Linked DNA regions of Homo sapiens: region 2 is linked to region 1. Evidence: chromatin contacts called from ENCODE Hi-C or POLR2A ChIA-PET data. All regions are on one chromosome and are shown on one strand. The core of a region is the stretch at or near the end of the contact, and the rest is flanking DNA. Distances in the headings are between cores, read along the strand shown.

Region 1 (6,719 bases), core at 1,331-3,830:
TCCTCAGTGGATCAAGAGTTGATGAGAAATTACCACCACAGGCCACACTCCATACACAGCACTTGTTTTTGGCCTCTCCAAAGGAAATCTTTCCAAGTAGGTTGGAAAGTCAACAAGATGGTAACTAGAAGCAGAACTTTTTTTATTGCTAGAACTATCCAAGCCCATCGCCACTTTAAATTTTGCCTAAAAATTAACAATCCCTGGGCAAAAGCTCTTTCTCATAGCCGAAGGAGCAGTGATAACCTCACACCTAAACTCTGCATTGCTCTCCTATTGAAAGACATTTCTGGCCGGGCGCAGTGGCTCATGCCTATAATCCCAGCACCTTGGGAGGCCGAGGCGGGCAGATTACCTAAGGTCAGGGGTTTGAGACCAGCCTAACATGGTGAAAGTCCGTCTCTATTAAAAATACAAAAAAATTAGCCAGGCATGGTGGCAGGCGCCTGTAATCCCAGCTCCTTGGGAGGCTGAGGCAGGAGAATTCCTTGAACCCGGGAGGTGGAGGTTGCAGTGAGCCAAGATCACACCATTGCACTCCAGCCTGGGCAACAAGAGCAAACCTCCATCTCAAAAAAGAAAAAAAAAAGACATTTCTGATTTAAGTATGTTTTTGTCAAGAATCTTTAATTATGTTTCACAATTGTGTCTTCCTTTCTTTCACTTGCCTAAGATTTCAACTTCAGTGCCTCAGAAGTAGATTAAATAAAGATAAGCTCTTGTCAATCAGAGCTGGCTTCTCCTCCCCCCACCTACCTTCTCTGGTTACTAGTTCCAAATGCTGCCAATCAAGAAAAATTCTTGCACATCAGCTGTCATTCTTTCCTGTCTAAATGACGCTGGTCACACTTCATTAGGAACACTGTCCTGATCAAAAGCTACAGCCAATCATGTCCACAGAACATCGAAGAAGCAGCTGGTCATGTCTAGCTGGTGTCTGGCACAATTCCCACTCACAGAGGATGCAAGCAGGGCCAGACACACTTCCCCAGGGCCAAAGAGGCAGCTAGTCATGTCTCTGGCACATTACAGGCTGCTGTAAACTACATGTCCTCTGCTGATTGTGTTCCTACGTCATTGGCCCACTAAAGATAGTCTCAAACTTGAGTAAGTCCTCGTAGCCACAAAGACCACTGGGAGTTTAGCAGTCCTCTCCTTCATTAGCTGGTTGTGACACTGAGGGATTTAAGTCAAGCTGCTGGTTTCTAATTCTCCAGACAGCAGGTTCAATCCTTCCCCAACATACAGAAGTTTACAACAGCCACCATTCTATACACCGACGACAACATCCATACTCTCTTAGCACAGACTGCATATACTATGTCAAGGAAACAGTAAAGAATTAGCACAAATCTGATAGTTAAAGCCTCAAAGAGCCAATTCTTTCAACTCAAATACTTATTTTCAACTGTATTGACATAGTACTGTTGTGACATTTACTTAAAAAGATGAGGTGGGTGGGAGATTTTTAAAACTACAGCCCTTTAAACACCTAAAGAAACAGTAGGATAGAAGCAAGAGCAGAATTTGGTTGAGGTATTTTTGGTTGTTGTTTTCTTTTGAGCTTGCAAGCTCTTTATTCTCCAGTTGAGCTATCCTGTTTGTCCCCAGGGTATAGTGCAGAAAGCTTTATACCCAAGATTCAACATGCCAGTCATGCCCTTAAATCCCAGATGTGTGTACCCACATCAGGAGCCTGGCTGTGTCAATATGCAGGTGCGGAATGACTCAGAGGTGGGCCATTCATACCAGAAGAGGCATTTGCCTGGGTTCAGAGTGAATCAGAAGTTCAGTTATTAGTAATAGAAGTGGTTATTTAAATGTATGATTTCATCCTAATTAAAACTAATGGGGGAGAGAATTTGCATTTAGCTGCCTAGTAAATAGCTCTGTTATTTCACTTTTAATATCTGAAGGGTATTAGCAAGATAAGGTTTTCAGGGCAGGAGGGGAGGGAAGTGAAGGTGGTGGGTTGTTATTCCCACCCCCTGAAGATTGGTTTTATATCCTATTCCTTTTCTTTAGTGCTTTTTAACAACCTCCACCCATCTAACCAACCCCCTAGGCCAGAACCTAATAAAACATTCCATCTTAGAAAGCTAACAGTCCAGTACACCTAAGAAAACCACCCAGGGACACCACCGAACATCTTGCATTCACACTAATAACTGCAGGATATCTGATTAGGAGAATGCAAAATAAGAAGCCATTAATAGCAGCCCTCATCTCCTTCCTCCACACTGATTACCAAAAGAACAGCAGCAGCTGAATCAGAGCTAAATCCTATTCACAAGGGACCTAGGGCAACAAAGAGGAAAAAAAACCGTTAGAGTAGTGCTTCTCAAGGGAAGCTGCTTTAAGTCATTTTGATTCTGGCATCAATCACGCCTGCCACAAACCAATAAGCATGTATAACGCAAGCAAAGACTAGATTCCATTCCTTCCCTCCCTCCTGGGGTTCAGCACAGTGCACCTAGCATACTTAATTGCCCTGCCAACCAAACTGCTACTTGCAAGGCCTCCAGAGGAACTCAGCTAGTCCAAGGCTGAGTTTAACTCACAGGCTTAAATGTTTACCCTGAGAGCACAAAAATATCAGCTGGGGAGAGGGAACAGATGGCCTCAGGGCAGCCCACTCTCACTCTCACAGAAGCTGACTAACCACAAGACTCTTTCGAAGAGTTTTACCCTCTCTGTGCCTTAGTTTTTTTACCTGATAGCATATCTGCTCCCCAGGGTCATTGTGGGAAGTAAACAAATTAATTCACATAAAATACCACGAACAGTGCTTAATAAAAATTAAGTGTCTCCACCCTTGTCCCCCTCCCATGTACCTATAGAAGAGAGAGAAGGGGATGAAAAAGGAGAGAAGGAAAAAAAAAATGGATCCAAGGATATGGCTTAGATTTACAGATAAAGAACCTGATGGCCCACCTCCCCAAATGACCCCCTTGCATTGAACTTTACTCCACCCCAAATCTGTAGTTCTCTCCCTTCCAAAGGCACAGTTTCTGACTCCTGGCTTAGCAGTCAGTGAAGATGATCAGAATTCCCCTTCTCTGCAAAGAACCTCAGCAAAAAAAAAAATAATAATTAGCGTTTCCATAAACACAGTATTTTGAGATTGGTGAGGGATCTGTGGATCCCCAAACTCTGTGCAAGTCAAAATGAATTTGCTGGTAGACAGCCAATGTTTCCGATTTGATTTGGCAGAATATACCCAGTTAGGATGTTCTCTCAATGCAATTAGCAATGCACTGTCAATGAGCAGTTTAGCTATTGACAATACCTGTTGCAATTTAATTTTAAATGTCAATGACTTGTTTGGGTTCACTGTAACAAGGCTTTTATGCATGACAAATAAGCATCCTAGAACAACAGGATGGATGAGCAAAACAAGAGGGTGAAGAAAATCAATAGACACTGTATAAGGGGCTGTCTTTCAAACATCCCCCTGTGGCTATGACTGCCATGAACAAGGCAGGCTGCTCCTCCCAGGAGCAGACTGGGGACTTAGGGAGTGTGTTACTGTCATCTACTTTTGCAACTGATGCCCACTGTTCCTAATGGGATATGGGAATGAGGAGCAGACCAGGTTCTGGAGATAACCCGGACTAGGCAAAAATGCTAGCCCAAGCAGGGACTTGCTTCTGAGGACACCACAGTGACTCTGCCCGACTTTTACTAGCTAGGTGGCCTTGAGCAAGTTATCTAACCTCTCTTTGCCTCAATTTCTTCCTCATCTATACAATTAGGATAATTGTAAAGAATATATAAACAAACATATTACAAGCACTTAGCACAGTACTTGGTACATTAATAGCATTTGATAAATGTTAGCCTCTTGTTATTATTCAATTGAGTTAAATGGTTGATATTACTCAAAAAAGAAACAAAAAAAACAATCTATACACTCGCACAACATAGAAGGATGTCACCAATTCAAGCATCTACAGTGCAGGACTTTGAGTAAAGTTGACTCCCATGGAAAAACTGAGAGGGGTAGAGTCTACAGCAAAATGGAAAATCTGTACCCCTTTCCTAGAGCACTCCTGCTCTCAATAACAAATGAAGCCAGGCATGCAGCATGGCCTGACACTGCCAGGTGTTCTGATTTTCCCGGAATAACCCTAAATCTGGATTTTTTTAAATGTGAAATGTCCTGGACTTTAAATGTTGAAAAGTACCTCCAAAATTTTTAAAACAACAAATATGCCAAATGAACCAAACCTGTGCCTGGACCAGGTTTATTAAAGACTATATTTCTGAGAAGTCTCTCGTCCAGGGTAACCCTTAAGAACTCCCTAGGGAAAAAAAAGTCACCAAAAGTCTTTACTCATTTCCCATATAGGTGAAGCCTTACCAGAGAATAACACCACAGAAGGGTCTGCAGAGAATCTGGAGTGTCCTCTAAATCACAGGACAAGAAGCTGCAGCAGGTGCTTCCATGCTGACTTACAGCCTGCTTACTGAGAGGGTAAGTGGATGATTTATGAGTTGCAAAGGTGATGCAAAATGCTAATCAGCTTTAAGCTGACACTGGATAACACAAGCAAATTTATATCTTCTCTAAAATAATTCAAATGCTTTTCATGAGGAATAGCAGGCAAGGATAAAGATGAAGTGATAACACTTCAGAGACTTCACAAAATATCCCAATTAATCTAGGCCATAAACCTACAACAGATCCTCACTTCTGAGCACAGGAGCACATCCCGGCTGAAAATCACAGGAAATACCCAAGTCAAAGCAAATCAGCCAATAGGTTTCCCAATTCAGATGCCTAGGGAATTTCACTGTGTTTCTGAGATGACTTTGGTTTACCACAATATCCTTAGCGTCTTTATTCCTCTTTGCCAAGTATAGATTGAGAAGGAGGTGGTGTGAGGCATGAAGGAAGGATGGGGCATGGATCACGAGACAGACTGGGGGTTAAATGAGAAGTCTCCAGGATGACAGAAAAAAGAGAAAAAAAGGTTCACAAAGTACCACTTTAAACAATTTTCACTTTTTTCAACAAATGCATGTATTCAACAAATATTCACTGAGTGCCCACTAATGTCAGGTGCTAGTCTACGTACTGGAAATCCAGCACTATAGGAAACAAAGTCCCTGCAGACACAAAGCTTATATCCTTGGGCCATCCATACTGAGACCTAAGAATTAATCTTGGAAGCAGAGATCACAGACTTTTTATGTTAGAAAGGACTTTTAAATCTCATTCAGCACTGAATGTGAGATACAAATGTCCTCCACAGCTTTCATTGACAGACATTTCACTAAGCTCTGCCCTCTGTGCTAGTCCCCTGCACTGGCTGTCTACAGCAGCAAATCAGATAAGGGCCAGCCCTTACGGAGCTCACAAGACTCCTTGTCAGGGGGCTGTGCGGCCACCTCCACTGAACAGAACTCACCATACTCTAGTTGTGTTTGTGGCCACTTCTATGGAGCCCAAGGCTTCTGGCTAAGGGTACTGCTTGCTAGCTCTGGGGAGAAAAGGGGCTTAATCTGTTTGTGCCCCTCAGCCAGCTTCCACCTAAGTAGCCCCATTCTTTTTATTAACTGATAGTCTAAAAACAGGTGTCTTTGGGAGAAAATAATAGTTTCATGGGTTAAATAATTAGAAGGTAAAAAGTAGTATCTCTCAAAGGATGTTGGTCCCTTCTGTTAAACCTGTTCTCTTTATGTTCAGCCCCCACAGCATCCATTCATCAGTCCCCGGTCTGCTCTGCAGGGCCACCAGAATTATGGTTCCTCCTTCATAGGATAACTCTGCAACTGTCTGAAAACAGTACAAGGGTTATCATCTCCTTTCATAACCAGGTCTGATACCCCAGTTTCATCACTCACAATGGTGCCTCCTCAGGTGCTTTCTCATTCTTTTGCCATTACCAATCCAAAAACTATGTAATAAAGTGTTTTAGGAGTAGTATTATCCTACATAAAGGTTTATGAAAAAACGCTCTGTTTAAGACATCTCACATAATCAGACTGGGTAAGAGACTTGACATAGAAGAGGCAAGTATATCCTACAAATTATATACAGAATCCTGGAGCTTCTGGAGGATGCAATAGAGTTGTCTGAATATCAAATGTGCTTGATCGTTAAGAGTCAGATTCCTGCAACCTATTCCAGAACTACTGAATTAAAATCTCCAGAAAATGTCTGAAATTTGTTTTTTAATACATGTCCCATATGGTTTACATTGAGAATGGGGCAGGGGGTGGATGGGAAGGAATTAATATGTCAGACACAAACTCTCAACTGAGAAGACCTCAAATTATATAAAAACCTTTTCAGAGCTTTTATAATCTCACTGACCATCTGTAGCACAGAAATGAATCCTGGCATTAGTGGTACTAAGTGGTTACACATCAGTACTCTGGAGACAAGAAAAGGAAAAGAAAGTTTTACCTTGCATTTGAAAAAGTCAGTTAAGAACCTACCATTATGGGGAAAAAAAAAACCCAACAAGCAAATGCTAAAACATTACAGGCATATACATATATATATTTCAAAATATCCAGCTTGGTAGCAACCTAATGTGTAAAGCCCAGACTTCTGCAGCCATAGTATGAATCCAATAGGTTTCATACTATCTATCTAGCCCTTCCTCATCCCCCTCAATCCCAGTGATCCAAACTCCACTGAGAAAATGAAATTTCATCTATTTACTTTGAAGCAGATTTTTAAAAAATACAAGTCCCCAAGCACCAGA
Region 2 (6,719 bases), core at 1,583-4,082, 220 kb before region 1:
TTTTTTTCGTGCTCCCATGGATTATCCTAAAAATCTCGTAAGGGGTTGAGGGGAGAGAGCACATAACTCACCGTAAAGATTTCCACTCTATAGCACTGTTTCAACCGCAGGTGATCTTGATTGTAAAACCAATTTAGTGAGTAATAACGGTTACAGGTGAGTATGTATTAACAGTGTAAAACAGAAAAGGAAATATTAGAGTTTACTGCATATATAATTAAACTTTCAGTTTTATATGAGTACATGTAAGCACAGGTATGTATGTGCATTTGAGCATGTGCATATGTATGTATACTTGATGACATAAACTGTATTTGTAACTGTGAGCTGGGACAAAAAATGTTTTGAAAGCCATACTCTAGTGCTGGCATCTCATCCCATACTCCCTGGAATGAGATGCCAGCACAATTAGTGTGGTCAAAATGCCAGGTGAAGGGAGAAAGAGAAGGCAAAGCAGCAGCTGAGGCATGTTGGAAAGAACACCAGGCCTAAGTGAGATTTGCCTCTGAATGCTGGTTCTACACTGTCAAGGTGTGTCGACTAGGGAAGACACAATCCCCAAACCTCTGCTTTCTTTACCTAAAAAGTGGGGCTATGATACTTATGAAGTTGTTGTGGGAGCTACTGGAAATCAGGACTGTCACTAGACAATGTACGTCACATATAGGTATTATTGTCAAATGATAATAGTAGGGTAAACACCTCTGAGAGCAATAACTTGAGCATACCCTTAAAATGACACTGTATGGCAGATGCACCTGAATGTGTGTGTCGAGCTAGGGAGTCCCACAGTGGCCAATCCAGAGATTCATTCCTTGTCTAGGAGGAACATCTGAGCCCCCTGCCCATGCCACGGAACATGGGCCATACAGGGAATTGAGGCCCTAAACTTTGGGTTGGCATGCAAGTTGCCAGGTGAAAGTTGTTAAGGGGAGGGTGTTAATTGAAAATGCTATATAAACTGCATGCTGTTTGCAAAGCGGCTGCAGTTTTCCTGCCCAGCCCTCTGCCACTGAGCGGTGCCAGTATGTTGTCCAGTCTGCCACCACTGGACTCTCTCCCCTGTATGTAAGCCCCTAATAAAACCCCATGTCTCATTTGCTGGCTCTGGGTCTCTTCTCAGCCTCTTGAAGCTGGTGCCTTCCCTACTGAGATGAATAGAGGTTCAGCACAACAGATGATTTCTTCTTAAACTGGAGAAGTAGAGAACCTTGTTATGGAAGCTAAACACACAACAAGACATATAGCAAAGATAAGCATAGGAGAAGGCACTGTCCAGAGGTTTATGCATCCTGACCTAACTGGCAAGTCCTCTTTGATAGCAGAAGAGATAATGGTCTGTAAAGGAACACAGGTGTTGAGAAACCTTAACAGCACCCTCCCTCCCTACCACCTCTGAACACACCCTTGAGGCTACAGAAAATATAAGCAAAAGAAATGAAATACTGTTTTTAAAAACACCCCTTCTTAATATCCAGCTTCCTACAGCACAGCTTTCATTATTCATGAAGACAGCCTAAGCAATTTGTAAGCAATATGCAAAATATATTTACTTGGAAATTCAGGAAAATTCACATGGTGTTACAGAACAAATGCAAGTTGATTTATGTAGAAGTTCCACTTAAGAGCTGTTCCAGCCATCATGATGGGTTCTTACAGACAACCCCCAAAATCCATTTGGCTTCTCCAAAGGCTAGATTAGCTCTAATAATCCTAAAATATTAGACACCAAACATGAAACCCTTGCTCAGTGCAGACTGAAGACCACAAATGCCACTAATGATTGAACTGGGATCACTTGAATTTCTCAAATAGCCCCAAAGATAAAGGTTCTAAACCTGGTTGGGCCACTGACCAGCTTTATGACCTTGCATAAGGCAAAACTTCGAACTTCTCTTTTCCCATGTACAAAATAATGAAGCTGTCCAAAAATAACAAACTGGCGTTCTGTTTTATTTGGCCAGCACATTACTTTTTACAAAATGGTTTTGAGAACAAGGCACCATTCTCGCAGCAACTGGGGGGCCAAGGCAGGAGAATCACTTAAGCCCAGGAGTTCGAGCCTACAGTGAGCTATGATCATGCCACTGCATTCCAGTCTGGGCAACAAAGCTAGACTTCATCTCTAAAAATAAAAATTAGGCCAGGCATGGCGGTATATACCTGTAGTCCTAACTACTTGGGAGGCTGAGATGGCGGGACTGCTTGAGCCCAGGAGTTTGAGGTTGCAGTGAGCTATGATAGCACCACTGCACTCTAACCTGAGCAACAGAGCGAGATCCTAGCTCTAAAAAAATTAAAAATTAAAATAACTGGGTTTGAGTATATAATATTGTTAACTATAGTCACTATGTGGCATAAATAAAATTTGCTAAGAAGGTAGATACTAAGTATTCTCACTATAAAAAGAAAAGCGGTAACTATGTGGAGTGATTGATTAGTTTGATTTTGAATATTCACAATGTATACTTATATATCTCATAATCAAGCTATATACCTTAAATATATGTAAATACTTTAATTATCAACTATACCTCAGTAAAGCTACGGGGTGGGGAAGAATGGAGCAAACACTCTGCAGTCTGTCATAGGCTCCACCTCTCTCTAATAGAGAGGAAATCATAAGGGAATAGCTGCACAAATATGTTATCTGCTCAGCTGTGAGGTATATGCAGACAGATGCAGGGGAAGGCCAGCCCTTGACTCTAAAGTAGGAACTCAGTAAGGGCCCAAACAACTCTTGTTTCCAGCTGAAAGTAGTTGGGGGGGTACTAATATTACCTTCAGACCTCTTCCTCAGCAACTGACCTGAAGTTAAGTGCTCAGTCAAGCTTATGAAAAAATAGAGAACAAGGTATTTCTATGAAGAAATTTCTACAAAAAAAGAATTTCTAACGGCTTATGTACCCAAAGAGTTCTAGTATCTCTGCCTGCAGTTTCTGCTACTGGCTGGCCACCCTTCCAATGAATGGGAAATAAACAGAAGGCTGGGTCTCCCCAGATGTTGGAGAGCATTCCAGCTGCCGAACACAACCTGTTTGTAATTTTCTACTCAACCATCAGAATGAAAACACAAACCTTCAGAAAAACAGGCCCTTAAACTTCCTCCTTACTGCTGTTAGTGGTTTCTTTAATCTTTTAAGCTCTTGGGCTTAATACAGCAGCTGCCATCAAGAGTACTTATTGTTGCTGAGAATAGAAGGAAAGAAAAAAAAATCATACTAAATTCAGAAACGTGGATTTCCATTCTGCCAGAATCTAGGCTAAATGGCAGGGGTGAGGGGGACACAGTGATAATGGGAATCAGAAAGAATCACCACGTGGAAGCAGACTGGCTTGAAAGGGGCATCAGGCGTGTCTAGTGTGCTTAGGGAATTACTTTAACTCCTCACACCCCACCATTCTCCAGTTCCAACACTAAGTGCCATCCTTTTAGGACAAGATCTCTTAACAGATTCTTATCAAACAACATTGAGATAGGTTTTATGTAAATAAAGCACATGAACCCTTCTCTAGAACATGCCACTAATTTAGGGGAGGGAGGAGGGAAATTCAAAATGTAAATATCCTCAAATGTCATGGCTACACAACTTGAGCATAGGAAGAAACACATTTCCTGTCATCTAATGCAGTGATCCTCAAATGTGTCCAAAGTGCCCTCCATAGCAGAAAAGACTGATCACAAAACAAGGGATATCTATCTGTGGCCTGCTGTATGGACAATATTTCTTTCATTTTTGTGTTAATATCTTTAACACTATATGAAGATATATGAGTTCCTTTCAGTCTTTAATATGTTTGCTTAAGTATAAAATTAATGTCTTACCAAAAGCCTCAAGTGAATAGATATGAAAGGCAGGAAGATATGCCTGTTGTGTCCCTTGGGTGTTTATACTGTGACTTCATGTAGGTCCTAGTATATTGTCACATTTTCCAAAAAACACACAAGGAAACATGATCTAGTCCAATGCTACAGTTCTGATAACAGGGAAAAATAAGACCCACAGAGGCAGAAACTCATGCCCAAAGTCACACAACTTAGATATTTAACCCAGTATTACAACTACTAGTTCAATGGAATGCACTTTTCACTAATTTACAATGATCCTGCATATTAGCTTATAAATAGTAGAGGTAAACGAAAAAGCTTACTACTTAAGAATTAACTCCCTCCCTCAAAATTGCCCAAACCTTGCCAACCTTTGAGGGGGAGTCCCAGGACACATGCTGCTGCCCATGAACTATCTGCATTTGGAATCACATTAACATCTTAATAATTTAGTGAATGTTCAGCATTAATTACTTTCATTTGGTTAATTTAATATCATTTTTCCATCTTTATGACAAAAAGTATGGGTACACAAAAACATTTAAAGGACAAAGTAAACACCACAAATATAAATTTACACTTTCAGACTTTAACAGTTTTTGGAAGCAAAAAAATATAAATATTAGCCCTTGAGAGAAAACTACAAAAAAAAGGGTTCAATCCTTAGAAATAAAAAATGGCCATAAAAGTGCAGTAAAAAATAATTAGCAACGAAGGTACCTAGAATTTAAATCTGAGCACTTTCTCTTTAGGTAAATCGAGTAAAAATCACAAAACATAAAGTAACTGAAATAATCTGTTTTTCCTTCTTTCTAAATAAAACTGAAGGTCTTTCAAATCAGTTTTCCAGATTTTGAGCCAGGGGAAGAAGCCTTCAAATGGACCCAACACACAAATAATCGAGAGTTAAAGCCACATTTTTCCTCTCTAAAATAACTGACCTTTTTTCTTATATCAATAGTTCATTAGCTAATGGATACCCCTAATGAATTCCTGTTGAAAGGAAAAATCAGCTACAATCACACTTCACAGTGCAAGTCCCACAGGAACAATGAAAAACCCAGCTGCCATCTTGGAATCCTGGAATCGCCTCTTCTGATGAGGCTCCCCGTGGTCATTTTAAAAAGCATAAAAGTGTTCATTATCCCACAGGCTGTTTCTCAAACAGCCTTAGCTAATTCTCTGTGTGGATTTACTGAGTCCTCAAAAAAGCCAAATGCAAAACGGATGGCTTCTGTCCACTATCTCTGGTATTAGAGAGGCTCATCATATCCACCCTCAGTTTTCCATGGTTCCAGATGCTTTATCAGGTAGCATGGACTCTGCCTGGCCCTGCAGTTTCAGAGCACAAACTGACGAAAAGAAAATACAATCCTGATCAGAACAAGAACTGAGAAACTAGAATTCTTCCTGTTCTCTGAAGACTAAAAACTTACAATGCTACTCTTGAAGCAAAAAAAAAAGCCTGAAGACTCAAGAGTGGACCAGTGGTTGGAAGGAGGTTGAGATCACCATACCTCATAATTAGCTGAAACAACTTAGGAAGCCATTTTAAAGAAGTTCTGTTGACAAATTATAAAAACTATTTTTGCTGAGTCAAATACAATTGCAACAATATTGAAATCTACAATAAAATATTTATCTAAAGCAATCACTGTTGGAAATAAAAAAAGTTATTCCTTGCAAATTTACAGCCATACTCACTGCTATAACCTTCTCCAAATCCACCCTTTCTTCCCTCTCCCCATTCCTCATGAGCAGGGAGCCTTTAAAAAAAAAGAGAGAAAGAGAGAGACAGGTCTTGCTATGTTGTCCTGGCTGGTCTCAAACTCCTGGGCTCAAGCGATCTGCTCACCTCAGCCTCCCAAAGTGCTGAAATCACACAGACGTAAGCCACCGCACCCGACCAAATCCACCCTTTCTAAGATGGGATCTGTACTAAATATGTAAATGTAGTACTTATTGCAACGGCATGACTTTGCCATCCATGGATGGCTCCATTCCTCTTCTTTATTCACACTCCTAGAAAATCCGTATACAGCATACCTTGACATTACTTGGCCTTCACTTGGAACACTGGACCAGAAGTCATGTGGCAGTGCTTGGGTATAAGGTGATCAGAAAAGCTACTGTGAATATGCTTACACTGTTTAAGAATGAAATTAGAATAAAAGTTTTAAAATGAAAATATGCCAAAAATTAGCAACCTATAATTATAATAGAACTTTTTGAGAAGTAACTTAACACACTGTCTCCCAACATATTATTTCATCCTCCAAATCTGCCAGTGCATAACTTTTCCATTTTAAAAATAAAAAAACTATGTTGAAAAAAATTAAATATCTTGCCCAAAATCACATACCTAGAAAGTGGCTGAACCAGGATTTGATTCATTTACCTAACTCCAACATCCACATTATTTCTGCTTGCTCATGCAAATTTCAATGGGATATATATTGGTAAAATTTAGCTTTGAAAGTCTGATTTTCTGAGCCTTGGAATACACAGAGCTGCTCACAAAGTATGGTGCAGAAACTTTGTGCTACGTTTTTAAAATTTATATAGGTATAGATATAGATATATAGCTAACAGTTTTATTTTGTCCAGTATGGCAATATAACTGGCAATTTTTGAGGAGAAAAAAAACAGTATATGTTCTAAGCAATACTTAGGGAAAAATCAGCCCCAATTATTCATTCAATTGATCTCTTGTAGGAATGGCAAGTCATCTCAGTCTAAAACACTGAGGGTCTCCATAGTCATCTAATGCTGCAATGACCTTCCTGAAGTACCTGAAGTACACACCAGAGTTAAGATCATAATTAGATCCAAACATTTATTAAGCATCCAGTTCAATTTAACAAATATCTATTAATTATCTACTATGCAC

The links. A loop is a pair of places that touch in the nucleus more often than their neighbours do. ChIA-PET counts read pairs that join two places held with the same protein, here RNA polymerase II (POLR2A). Pooled maps may share reads with other maps.
Region 2: a pooled map shows a loop between it and region 1 (2.0-fold over the local background). The contact joins two enhancer-like sites. A Hi-C loop is called at or near these places in 1 of 37 single-sample maps with no recorded cell type and 2 of 50 pooled maps. POLR2A ChIA-PET finds 5 or more read pairs at or near these places in 2 of 52 experiments (OCI-LY7 and activated CD4-positive, alpha-beta T cell).

The regions. Positions count from the first base shown.
Region 1 is chr7:69,734,394-69,741,112 of GRCh38, reverse strand. The region is part of intron 1 of AUTS2 (activator of transcription and developmental regulator AUTS2); the gene reads right to left. Among named protein-coding and RNA genes, the nearest start is that of AUTS2, 140 kb to the right of the region's middle. Within about 2 kb of position 2,580, at least 3 of the 41 ENCODE cell types and tissues checked have a DNase peak (open chromatin) inside an H3K27ac peak, as active enhancers do; they include OCI-LY7, where a contact is called at or near this core.
Region 2 is chr7:69,949,869-69,956,587 of GRCh38, reverse strand. The region is part of intron 2 of AUTS2 (activator of transcription and developmental regulator AUTS2); the gene reads right to left. Among named protein-coding and RNA genes, the nearest start is that of AUTS2, 350 kb to the right of the region's middle. Within about 2 kb of position 2,832, at least 2 of the 41 ENCODE cell types and tissues checked have a DNase peak (open chromatin) inside an H3K27ac peak, as active enhancers do; they include OCI-LY7, where a contact is called at or near this core.